Linked DNA regions of Homo sapiens: region 1 is linked to region 2. The links are chromatin contacts, found by Hi-C or POLR2A ChIA-PET in ENCODE. All regions are on one chromosome and are shown on one strand. Each heading gives the region's core, a stretch centred on a gene start or an enhancer-like site at or near the end of the contact. The rest is flanking DNA. Distances are from core to core; before and after follow the strand shown. Region 1 has its middle 140 kb from the start of ARID1B. Region 2 has its middle 57 kb from the start of ARID1B.

Region 1 (5,426 bases), core at 1,311-3,810, 84 kb before region 2:
TGTCTGAGCAGCAGGCAAGCAAGTCTGTCTAAGCTACAGGACTTCAGAGGCAGCCCATACTCCAGACTTCCCAGACCTCTCCTAGAGGATGTGGGCAGGCAGGAAACATATCAGCAGCTTGGTAAGACACCAAACACAATCAGAGGGGAAGGAGGAAGTGGGTAACGCCCAAGCACACATAGGCTTGATGGTAGAGGTGGCCATAAAACTCACTGAGGAGACCCATTCTTATTTCCCCCTAAGGCCATCTTACCATCCCCAGGCAAGAACGGTGCTAAACAATGGCTTCCAAGTGCCCATTCCGGAGGCAGACCATCATTGCCATGAGGCAGACCATCACTGCCATTAGCCCACGCTTGCGCACTGCATCCTCTCTGCTCACAAGGGGTAAAAACACAGGAACTCCTGCTTAATGCTGGTTTTTCATTTGGCTCTTTATTCTTATCTGTTCTTGATTCAATGACCATTTGCAGTTAGATTTTTTACCTAAATGGATGATGGTCACCATTTTTTTAGTTACCCCATCTCCAGGGCTTTGACTGCACAAAACTTACATCCAGCTCTTTAGCTAAAGTTAGATTCACCTTGTGTCTTGGCTCTTAAGATTTCAACAAGTTGTCTGGCCTTGCTTGAACTCATAGCTCTGCAAATACAAGGTCTATTGGAAATCTAGAGTTGTCACCTTTTTCCCCTGGGCAATCAACTGTACAATCACAAGGAATGTTCGCGATTGCTATTACTGTAACTCTCGGAACACAGGCACCATAAAACTCTGCTGAATAAAAAGAAGAAAAAGACTCATAACTTAAGAAGCTGCCAGGGTTTAAAGTGTGGCCTTCAGAAGCCCAGGACTGCTGAGCCACTAACGCCTGAAACGCTTGAGTCTGAAAAGAGACATAATGTATATTAGCTTTCTCAGCAAAAGCACTTTAGCCAACTCTGTTTTCATATTCCTCAACTCAGTTCCTTTGAAAATGAAAGTAAAAATAAAGCAATACTCCTTATAATTTCCTCAAGACCTTGGAGTGTGGGTTAAAGAAAATCTGCTGATTCTGCTGACCTCCGCGAAGGTGTCGTGGGGGCGGGGAGGAGTCACTGCATTTGGGTCTCGTGCGGGTCCCTAAGAGCTGGGCTTTGCCTGTGCTTTCGATATTTTCTTTCAAACTTGCCATTTTGCTGCTGCAGCTGGGCTTGTCAGTTTTCAGTACTAATGGGTTGTGATGGGGTGTCAGGGGAAGTCAACAATCAATGCTTGAAAAAAACTGGTGGGGGCCGTTGTGGGGTGGACCATCACTGCTGACATGGCCAGGAACAGAAATACAATGGCCTTCTTTTGTAGAAAAATAGACAAGAAATACTACACTGTGTTTTGCTTTTAAGATTAGTATAGATTTTTATCCTTTGATGACTGGGTTGTCTGCCCTTCCCCCACTGTAAGTTTGGCTATCAAACAACATAGATTCTGGCTTTTAAATAAACCACTGTACAGTATAGTTAACATTACAATTCATGGTGTGAATTGGAGTTGTTTCTTGCAGGAAGATGAATGAAGATGGGGAAATGTCTGCCAAAACAGAGGCATGAAAGAAATGGTGTGAGATGGCCAGGCTCACCTTGTGAATAGGCCTGTTTTAGGAAAAACTCATTTAGACCCCAGTGTTGTGTGACAGTAGAATACCATTACAGTAACGTTCAGCATAATGATGCTAATGGGAAAAGCATCAGTGCCTGGCTGAAGTTTACATCCAGGGCAAGAAATCTCACTGAACATGTTTTTACTAATAATTCAGTAGAACCCTATTGTGACACTGGTATCAGAATGCAAGAACAATATTTGCCTCATGCGTTGTTTTACTCAAGTCATATATCAGGGATTATACGTGGAAAATGATTTGACCCTACTGTAATATAATCTGTGATAGCAAAGCACTTTCAAAACAGGGCTTTACTGTACTTATTGACGTGAATTCTACTCATGCCAAGAATCCCAGAGTGATAATCAAGTAAAATTGTTCTGAGTTAACTTTATATAACACTTGAGTTCCTGAAAAATTTGGGGTGACTCGGAGTAAAACTCAGAATCACATCCTTATCTATCCACTTTGTAAATTCAAATCTACACGTAACAGGTTTTCTTTTTTTTGTCGTTTGTTTTTTTTTTTGAAACGGAGTCTCGCTCTGTCGCCCAGGCTAGAGTGCAGTGACGTAATCTCGGCTCACTGCGAGCTCCACCGCCCGGGTTCACACTTAACAGGTTTTCTTAAAAGAAAGTTCATCTCTATTCATCTTTCTTTATAAAACTGAAAATTTTTGCCTGTAATCCCAGCACTTTGGGAGGCCAAGGCGGGTGGATCACTTGAGGCCAGGAGTTTGAGATCAGCCTGGCCAACATGGCGAAACCACCTCTCTACTAAAAATACAAAAATTAGCCGGGCGTGGTGGCAGGTGCCTGTAATTCTAGCTACTCAGGAGGCTGAGGCATGAGAATCACTTGAACCCAGGAGGCAGAGGTTGCAGTGAGTCAAGATCACGCCACTGTACTCCGGACTGGGTGATAGAGTAAGGCTCTGTCTCAAAAAAAAAGAAAAGAAAAGAAAATTTTTGTTGCAGAAAAAAAATGTGAACACAAAGTGTCTAAAGTTATAGTGAAATAAAAAGCAGCTTTGCTAATCCCATATTCTTGCCTGAACTGTGTTTGTTTCTTTCACCTACTTCACAATCTTACCCAGCCCAATTGTTACTCTCAATTTCATCATTTCTATATTATAAAGATGTTAATAAGCATATAGTAATGTAATGATTGCAGTAAAATAACACAAGTTTATTTTTTTTAAAAAAATCATCCACCAAGAAGATAGGGTGTACTTCTCCTATTTCTCCCACTAATTGCAACTAAAAACCCTAGACATTATATATGTATATAAATCAAACATAAGAAGACTTTGAAAGGTGGATGGAAGGAGGTAGACTGAATGGGGGACTTGGGACTCAAACAATGAGAGTGTTGAGTTCTCTGGGTTTTCTTTCTGTCTCATATAGCCTGGATTTGGAAAGGAAGAAGCTGGCAACACTGAAACCAATAGACGCAGACAAAAATAACACCAGCGAAAGTCTCACTGGCCTTTTTCTTATCTGCAGAAAATTATTGATCTTTGCTGATATGCTTGTTACATGTATATTAAATAGTAATTAACAAGGCCACGTCTCTGCAACGTAGGCTATTTTATAATGCGTGTTGCAAAAATGCCTGCCTGTTCTTGCTGATTGACACAGGAAGACTCCCCTTTCTTCTGGTGTGTGTGGCTCCAGGTCTTGTCTGCAACCTCATTGCTCAGAGCTCTGGTCCCGCGGGTCTCTGTACTCTGAACCTGGTTTCACAAGGGCACGGCTTGAGGAGGGGCTCATTGTGCAGCTTTAGTAGGAAGACAACCTTTCTGTTTGGGATTCAAGCTAAAAATGGATTCCACTGCCACAATTGCACAGCAACATCTATATCTTGCCTGTTAGTGTATTATGATTTAACATCTTCCCGAGTTACAAGAGTTCAGAAGATTACTATTTAGTCATCTTAGGCTTATCATTGTGTAGGCTATAAACGGTCAGAAAATCTTGAATGAACAAATAAATATCTATTGGCACCACAGCTCAAACAGAACTGAAAGTACGTACACATACACACACACACACACACACACACACACACACACACCCCAAACACTGAAAATGCTGAATAAACTATTTTTTAATGCATACTCAAAAGCAAGGAAAGAAAATTCCCTGATGTCAGGAAAAAAGAACAACTCAAAGAAAAAGAGGTGAGTGCAAGCTGAAGCCAAACAGATGACAGGGGCGTTGTAAACAGATACAGGCCTAACAGGCGTGGGACTCAAGTTTTAACGCCTGTACAGCAAAAGGAGATGAGGCCTTGGGCCTGTACAAGACAGAAAAGCTGAAACGAAACTCCTGTTTAAACTGGAAGCCATGAAGCTGTGCCTAGGTGGTGACACTGAGCTTAGAAAGTCGGTGCCTTGGTTTAGAGAATCAGCAAGGGAGCTTGCCATAGTGCAAGGGGTAGGAAGCCTCACCCATAGGAAGCTGAAGCCAGTGCCTGCTACACACATGTGTGGTGTTCACATCTGTATTACCTACATGAGGAGAGAACCCCAACCAAGAAATTAAGACAGGCACTGATCCAGCAATCCCACTTCTGTAAACATATCCAAAACAATTGAAAGCAGGGTCTCAAATAAATGTTTGAACACCGATGTTCATAGCAGCATTATTCACAATAGCCAAAAGGTGGTAGACACAAGTACTCAGGTGTCCATCAGTGGGTGAACTGATCAATAAAATGTGGTATATACATACAAGAAATATTATTCAGCCTCAAAAAGGAGGAAGATTCTGTCACATGCTGTCACATGGATGAACTTTGAGGACATTATGCTAACTGAAATAGGCCAGGTACAAAACGACAAATACTGTGTGATTCCACTTATATGAGGTAACTGGAGTAGTTAAAGCTCATAGAGACAGAAGGCAGAATGGTGGTGGCTAGGGGCTGGGGAGAGGGGAAAACAGGGAGTCACTGTTTAAAGGGTATAAAGTTTCCATTTTCTAAGATGAAAAAGTTTTGCAAATTGATTGCATAATACCATGAATATACTTAATGCTACTGAACATTACTATACACTTAAAAATTTTTAAGTTGAGCGAGGTGCAGTGGCTCATACTTGTAATCCCAACACTTTGGGAGGCCAAGGTGGGAGGACTGCTGGAGCCCAGAGACTTTGAAGGAGCAATAAGCTATGATTGTGCCACTGCACTCCAGCCTGGGTGACAGAGCAAGACCCTGTTTCAAAAACAAAAAATTGTTAAGATGGTAAACTTTAATTTAAAAATTAAAAAGAAAACTGGTACAGAACCAAGGAAACCTCTGGGCCCCACAGAAGAGCAAATGGAAAACAAGAATATCTAGACAAGAGCACGGTCGGGATCCCATGTCACCCCAGAAAATTAATCCCCACTGAAGATGAGCTCATGCGCAAAGATGACAAGCCACATAGGGAAATGAGTCACTGTGGAATAATCGGCAGAGGCAGCAAATGAAAAAAAATGTGTTCGCCGAGAGAGATAAAGCAAACATTCCTACCCAAGACACAAAAGATCATCTATAAACCGTAATAAAAGAACAGAAGACTGAGGAGGTTAGGAGACGGAGAAGGAAGAAGTAGCATTAAAGAATAAAGGACAAACTAAATAGGAATTACAGGAATAAGCAAATAGACCATCATTACAATTTTCAAAAAGAACATCATTGCATGGGTTAAACACTGGTCTAATTGATACTGGTGACGAATCCAGAGCGTGGAAAATAAAAGCAACACGTTTTATTCAGGCCAGACCTTTTCCAAGCCAATTGTATG
Region 2 (5,813 bases), core at 1,464-3,963:
CAGTATGATATCGTTCATATAAAAATTGTTTGAAATGCAAACTAACACTTTATGGTGTACTGTGTATGTGTATACGCCTGTGCATATGTAGTAAACCTTTTAATGCCTGGGAACGATAAACACCCAGTGTAAGGTAATATTTATCTCTGGAATTTGAAGAAGGAAAATGAGATTAGGAAGGAGGAAACGTCAGTGGTGGGGGCTTCGATTACATCTGTAAAGCCTTATCTCTTGGGCTATGTAGTGGACTACATATGGGTTTTTGTTTGTTTGTTTGTTTTGGGTTGTTTTTGAGGGAAGGTCTCATTCTGTTGCCCAGGCTGGAGTGCAGTGGCACAATGCTGGCTCACGGCAGCTTCAAACTCTCTGGCTCAAGTGATCTTCCCACCTCAGCCTACATATGTTTATTATAAAATTCTCTGTAGGTTTTTGTATGCCTGAAATGTTTCATAATTTAAAAGTAGTACTCATATAATGAAATTTTAAAATTAAAATTTAATTTAAATGTGTCTCTGAGAATGTAATTAGTTGAAGGTACAATCATAAACTTCAGGAATAATTTGGAAAAATATTTTTACATTTTTATTTCTGGCAAAAACAGGATTTCCAAACCAGAACATATAATTTCTCCAAAAACAGAAATGATTTTTAATGACAATATTTTATTGTCATTATTACTCAATTTTGTTTAAAACCCAAAGTATCTCCATCAGAGGGAAAAATTAAGACAAAACACTTCCCTTCCTAAAAAAAAATATGTCTAAAAGAGGGAGTTAGTGAAGACATTGAATCTGTAAAAAGTGGTAGTCATTTTATTCTACCAACATATTCTAAATTTAGAGGGAAATCCACGGCTAGAGCAGCCCCTGGGTGACTCAGCCCAGCTTCCAGGCTTGGCAGAGCCAATCAGCACAGTGTGGCCGACTCCGCCAGGGGCTGGATTACACATCTGCACGCGGTTCAACAGCTTCGTTAGTGACACAGAGTCAAGCTAGCTTGAAAAGCAGGTAAGGAAAACACTCGGCGCATTCCACATTTTCCCTTAAGGAGAATTACACCTTCAAGTCAAGCTGCATTTTGCATGCCTAGGACCCCCAAAACACTATTTAAATTATGTACAGAAACCATTTCATCCCCAGTGAAATATATTTGTCTCTTCCGGAGAAATAAGGGGTGACCCAGTCCCCAAAGAGTCCACCCCCCAGGGTGAAGACCCCCGCTCCGCAAGGATCACAGGTGGGTGTTCCAAGGCATCCACACTCTGGTTTTGTTTTTTTTTTTTGTTTTTTTGTTTTTTGGGTTTTTTTTTTTTTTGTATCAACTTCTCTTTTTTTTTTTTTTTTTTTTTTTCCGAGACGGAGTCTCCCTCTGTCTCCACACTCCAGCCTGGAGTGTGGTGCGATCTTGGCTCACTGCGAGCTCCGCCTCCCGGGTTCAGGCGATTCTCCTGCCTCAGCCTCCTGAGTAGCTGGGATTACAGGTGCCCGCCACCAGGCCTGGCTAATTTTTTGTATTTTTAGTAGAGACTAAAAATTCGCCATGTTGTTTCGCCATGTTGGCCAGGCTGGCCTCGAACCCCTGTCCTGAGGTGATTCACCCACCTCGGCCTCCCAAAGTGCTAGGATTACAAGCATGAACCACCGCGCCCTGCCATTAACGTCTCTTAAAGCACACACTCTGTCTCAAAGGCTGGAGGGTTTGGGAACGTTCTCGTCCTTTCTGTGACCCATCTACCACAGTCTTGGGGGTAAAAGCCCCGGTTTAAAAAGCTGGGAAATTCCACCTCATGGCCACGCGGTCTCAGCAGCTCTGGCGACTGGGAAACGTAGGGTTACAGGGCGGTAAAGATCATCAGAAAGGAGGGCTGAGGAGAGAAACTAAAGACTAAAGGTGAGAGGTCACAAACCCTGAAATTAGTAAAGATCTACGTTGTCGGGGGTGGGGGTGCGTGTGCGCCCAGCAAAAAGCCTCTGCGTCCACACAGGGATCCACCGCGGGGCTTCTGGAACTCACAGGCTCCCTCGGAGCCTTCAAAGACGCGACCTGATTGACAACAATTTTGTTTACACACCACACGCCCTGGGAAAGCCACACACCAGTGCCGGCGTTCCAGACGCTTCCTCTGCGCAGAGCCGGCCCAGGACGGGGGCGGGGCGGGCCCTGTTGCTCAACTCACCTCTCCCGCCCCGCACCCGCTCCCCGGGGAGGCGCCGACCCAGCGAAACTGGTGCATGTGTCAGCCGCCCAGCACCGGCCCAGGAGGCCGGCCGCGCCGCAGGCCGGCCTGGGAAAACGCCCAGCGGCTGCAGGCCTCCCGCTGCGCGCTGCGTGGTTCTGCACTGCACTCAGGACCTGTCAGGAGCAACACACACGCACATGCACACGCCCACACACATGCACACAGACACACACGTGCACACACTGCGTCGGTAGGAATAGCTCAGAGGTGCCCTTCCTTTCCAGGCAAAGTGCTTAGTAGCTGAATTCAGCGAGAAGAAATCATCCAAAGGTAACCCTTGCTCTGAGCCCTCCCCAGGAAGAAGAGAGAGGTCACTCTGGAAAAGCCTGGAACCTTCTCTCGCTTGAGGGTGCGGACAGCAGCCCACCTCCCCTTTGGCTAGGCCAAAGATCTCTCCTTCCTTTTAGGCCTAGCTTTCCCTGTCACTAAAAGGGCTACATTTATCCTTAAATATCATCTAAGCTGAAATACTACTACATTGCTTTGCAGTCGGTCATAGTGGAATCTTAGTTTCAGAACTACATTCAACACCTACTGCGCAGAAGCACCACATGGACACTGCCACAAAAATTAACACAGTGGATCCTAACAGAGCTGAATGGGGTTGCTGTGAATATCTCCCTAGTAAGATAGGAAAAAGGCCCATGTGGGCTATGATATTTGTATAAAGTGGTGTCGATGAGCTCATTGCAGGACTAGCTATTTGAACTTAAGTTTCAATGAAGTGTAAATGAGAACTGACTTCACCCTTGACTTTTATTTTTCTCTCCAAGTATTTCTCACTAGCCATTTTCATTTCCTCCTTTTCCTACCATTCTCACCCTCATCTTTCTACCCTCTTCTTGAAGCAGAGCACTTTTTCTCCACACTCTGGAAGGCCAGAGAGGAGAGAGGATTAGAGGCCCGTAAGCAGGGGAAATCCTATCCATTAGAAAAGGACAAGGGCAGAACAGGGGACTTCCGTGCTTCTCCTGCCAAGTTAATACGCTAGGAGAAGCAGCTGGGTCGGGTCTGGACACGCTTTTCTGTTCTGCAGCTCACAGAATTTTTTTTGTCACTTTAACTTCAGTGATCTCCGGTGCCCCCGAAGGCAAGTAGCACACCTGAATCATTAAGCTTCAGATGAGTTGAGTTCAAAGTTTTATTTTCTACTTTTAAAGCCCTCAATAAATTAGGGCAAAGGTACTGGGAACCCAGCCTCTTGCCCTGGCGTTCCTCTGGGATTGTTAAGGTTGGCTAAGCAATCTGCTCTTGAGAAACCAGGTGTAGAGAGACCTGGGTGGAGAGATCCGGGGGTTGTTTGTGGAACTTTCTCCTCCTCTGTGGCATATGCCAGCGTCTCTCAGGAGCAATCCTGCAAGGTTGCCTCCAGAGCTAGGTGGTGTCGACCTGTCTTTGTTATGCAAGTTGCTGAACTCACAGTGTTCCAGCGGAGTGTTCCTGGCCAGCGCATGAATGAGGAAATGGGTCGACACGAATTCTGGGCAGCAGGATTGGAATGCAACACCTCCCCACCCCTGCCTTCCCTGCACCCCCATCTTCTTGGGATAGCTGATACTCGAAGAGAAGCTAATGCTTGATTAAAGTGATACAATACTGTGTAGTCAGACGAACATTCTGAACAAATCTAAGTTGATCTTTTAAAAAACAATTAATTCTTACTGTTGTTGTTGTTGTTGTTGTTGTTGTTTTCTTTTCTTTTCTTTTCTGAGACAGAGTCTCGCTCTGTCACCCAGGCTGGAATGCAGCGGCACCATCTCGGCTCACTGCAACCTCTGCCTCCCGGGTTCAAGCGATTCTCCTGCCTCAGACTCCCAAGTAGCTGTGATTACAGGCGCCTGCCACCAAGCCCGGCTAATTTTTGTATTTTTAGTAGAGACGGGATTTCACCATGTTGGCCAGGCTGGTCTCAAACTCCTGACCTCAAGTGATTCACCCACATTGGCCTCCCAAAGTGCTGGGATTACAGGCATAGACCACCGCGCCCGGCCTAATGGCCTAATTCTTTCTTTTCTGTTTCTCTCATCTTTATGTGGAATCACGTTTTGTCCTGGCTCTCAGGTTTTTACGTTTCCAGCAAAATAGTTGTTTTTAAGATTTTTACATTGTATTAACAGAGGGGAATTATTGTTTTTTTCTCTGAACACTGCCTGCCTGCATATCCCCTGCCTCTGGAGCAACTAACATGCTTTTGAATTCTGGCTGCAGAAGTGACATTTGGTGTCATTTTCCAGGTGGTGCTGACTGTCTCCCCAGGAACAATGCGGAGACCCTGGGATTTTGTATGTAGGGTCTGAGACACAGGCGGGAATGTAGAGCAACAGAAGGAAGTTCTCTTAAGGTTGCTTCATTCCAGACCCCTGGGATGCCCCCACAATTACACCAAAATTCTGTTCTGGAAGATCTGCCCACTCCAATCAGATTCCCAAGGCCAAGACAAACAATAAAACGCATGACCATCACAACAAAAGGAGGTGGGAGGATAAACTATGGTGAGGTCAGCCCCCTAAAGAGTGAGCTTATTGGCCGAGGCGGCCAACACGCCTGTAATCCCAGAACTTTGGGAGGCCGAGGTGGGCGGATCACGATGTCAGGAGATGGAGACCATCCTGGCTAACACGGTGAAACCCCGTCTCTACTAAAAATACAAAAAAAAAAAAAAAAATTAGCCGGGCCTGTGGCACACACCTGTAGTCTCAACTACTCAGAAGGCTGAGGCAGGAGAATCACGTGAACCTGAGAGGCGGAAATTGCAGTGAGCCGAGATTGTGCACTGCACTCCAGCCTGGGCGACAGAGTGAGACTCCGTCTCAAAAAAAAAAAAAGAAAGAAAAAACAACAGGCTGGGCGCTGTGGCTCACGCCTGCTGTAATCCCAGCAGTTTGGGAGGCCAAGGCAGGTGGATCACCTGAGGTTGGGAGTTCGAGACCAGCCTGGCCAACATGGTGAAACTTCGTCTCTACTAAAAATACAAAAAAAAAAAAAAAAAAAAAAAAAAAAAGCTGGGAATGGTGGCGCGTGCCTGTAATCCCAGCTACTTGGGAGGCTGAGGCAGAAGAATCACTTGAACCCGGGAGGCGGAGGTTGCTGTGAGCCAAGATTGCACCACTACACTCCAGCCTGGGCAACAGAGCGAAACTCCGTCTCAAAAAAAAAAAAAAAAGATTGAGAATATTGATTTCGTTCACATCTTCTTTTTGAATGGACTGGAAATTAGAATTTAAAAAAACAGAGACTTTCTTCCGGAAGATAACAAAAAGTGAAAGTGAACCACTTTCTACAGGTAAAGGAAATACCTCTCATTGTGCTTCATAAAGTGATCTAAACCTATTGGAAGTGACATCCAGGAGACATACAAGCTCACATGGATGAATGAGGCTAGCATGCTGTGAGCTCCAGGAAGTTTGAAAGAAGCTGAGAAATGGCCCCATTGCTCATGACCATCCAAGGCAGTCTCCAGTGATCTTCATGGTGACACCAGCCACTTCTCTTCTTATGTTATTTACTAGTAGGTGATATCAGTCCCTTCTCACACTGCTCTAAAGAACGCCCGAGACTGGGTAATTTATCAAGG

What was found. Hi-C counts contacts between places; a loop is a spot of excess contacts on that map. ChIA-PET counts read pairs that join two places held with the same protein, here RNA polymerase II (POLR2A). Pooled maps may share reads with other maps.
Region 1: a loop to region 2 is called in a pooled map, with 4 times the contacts of the local background. The contact joins two enhancer-like sites. A Hi-C loop is called at or near these places in 1 of 168 maps with a recorded cell type or tissue (sciatic nerve), 1 of 37 single-sample maps with no recorded cell type and 4 of 50 pooled maps. POLR2A ChIA-PET finds 5 or more read pairs at or near these places in 3 of 52 experiments (GM12878, activated B cell and activated CD4-positive, alpha-beta T cell).

What each region holds. Positions count from the first base shown.
Region 1 is chr6:156,634,136-156,639,561 of GRCh38, forward strand. No RefSeq gene overlaps it. Among named protein-coding and RNA genes, the nearest start is that of ARID1B, 140 kb to the right of the region's middle. Within about 2 kb of position 2,561, at least 3 of the 41 ENCODE cell types and tissues checked have a DNase peak (open chromatin) inside an H3K27ac peak, as active enhancers do.
Region 2 is chr6:156,717,923-156,723,735 of GRCh38, forward strand. No RefSeq gene overlaps it. Among named protein-coding and RNA genes, the nearest start is that of ARID1B, 57 kb to the right of the region's middle. RefSeq lists silencers at 2,073-2,392, 3,513-3,807 and enhancers at 2,993-3,062, 3,367-3,915. Within about 2 kb of position 2,714, at least 37 of the 41 ENCODE cell types and tissues checked have a DNase peak (open chromatin) inside an H3K27ac peak, as active enhancers do.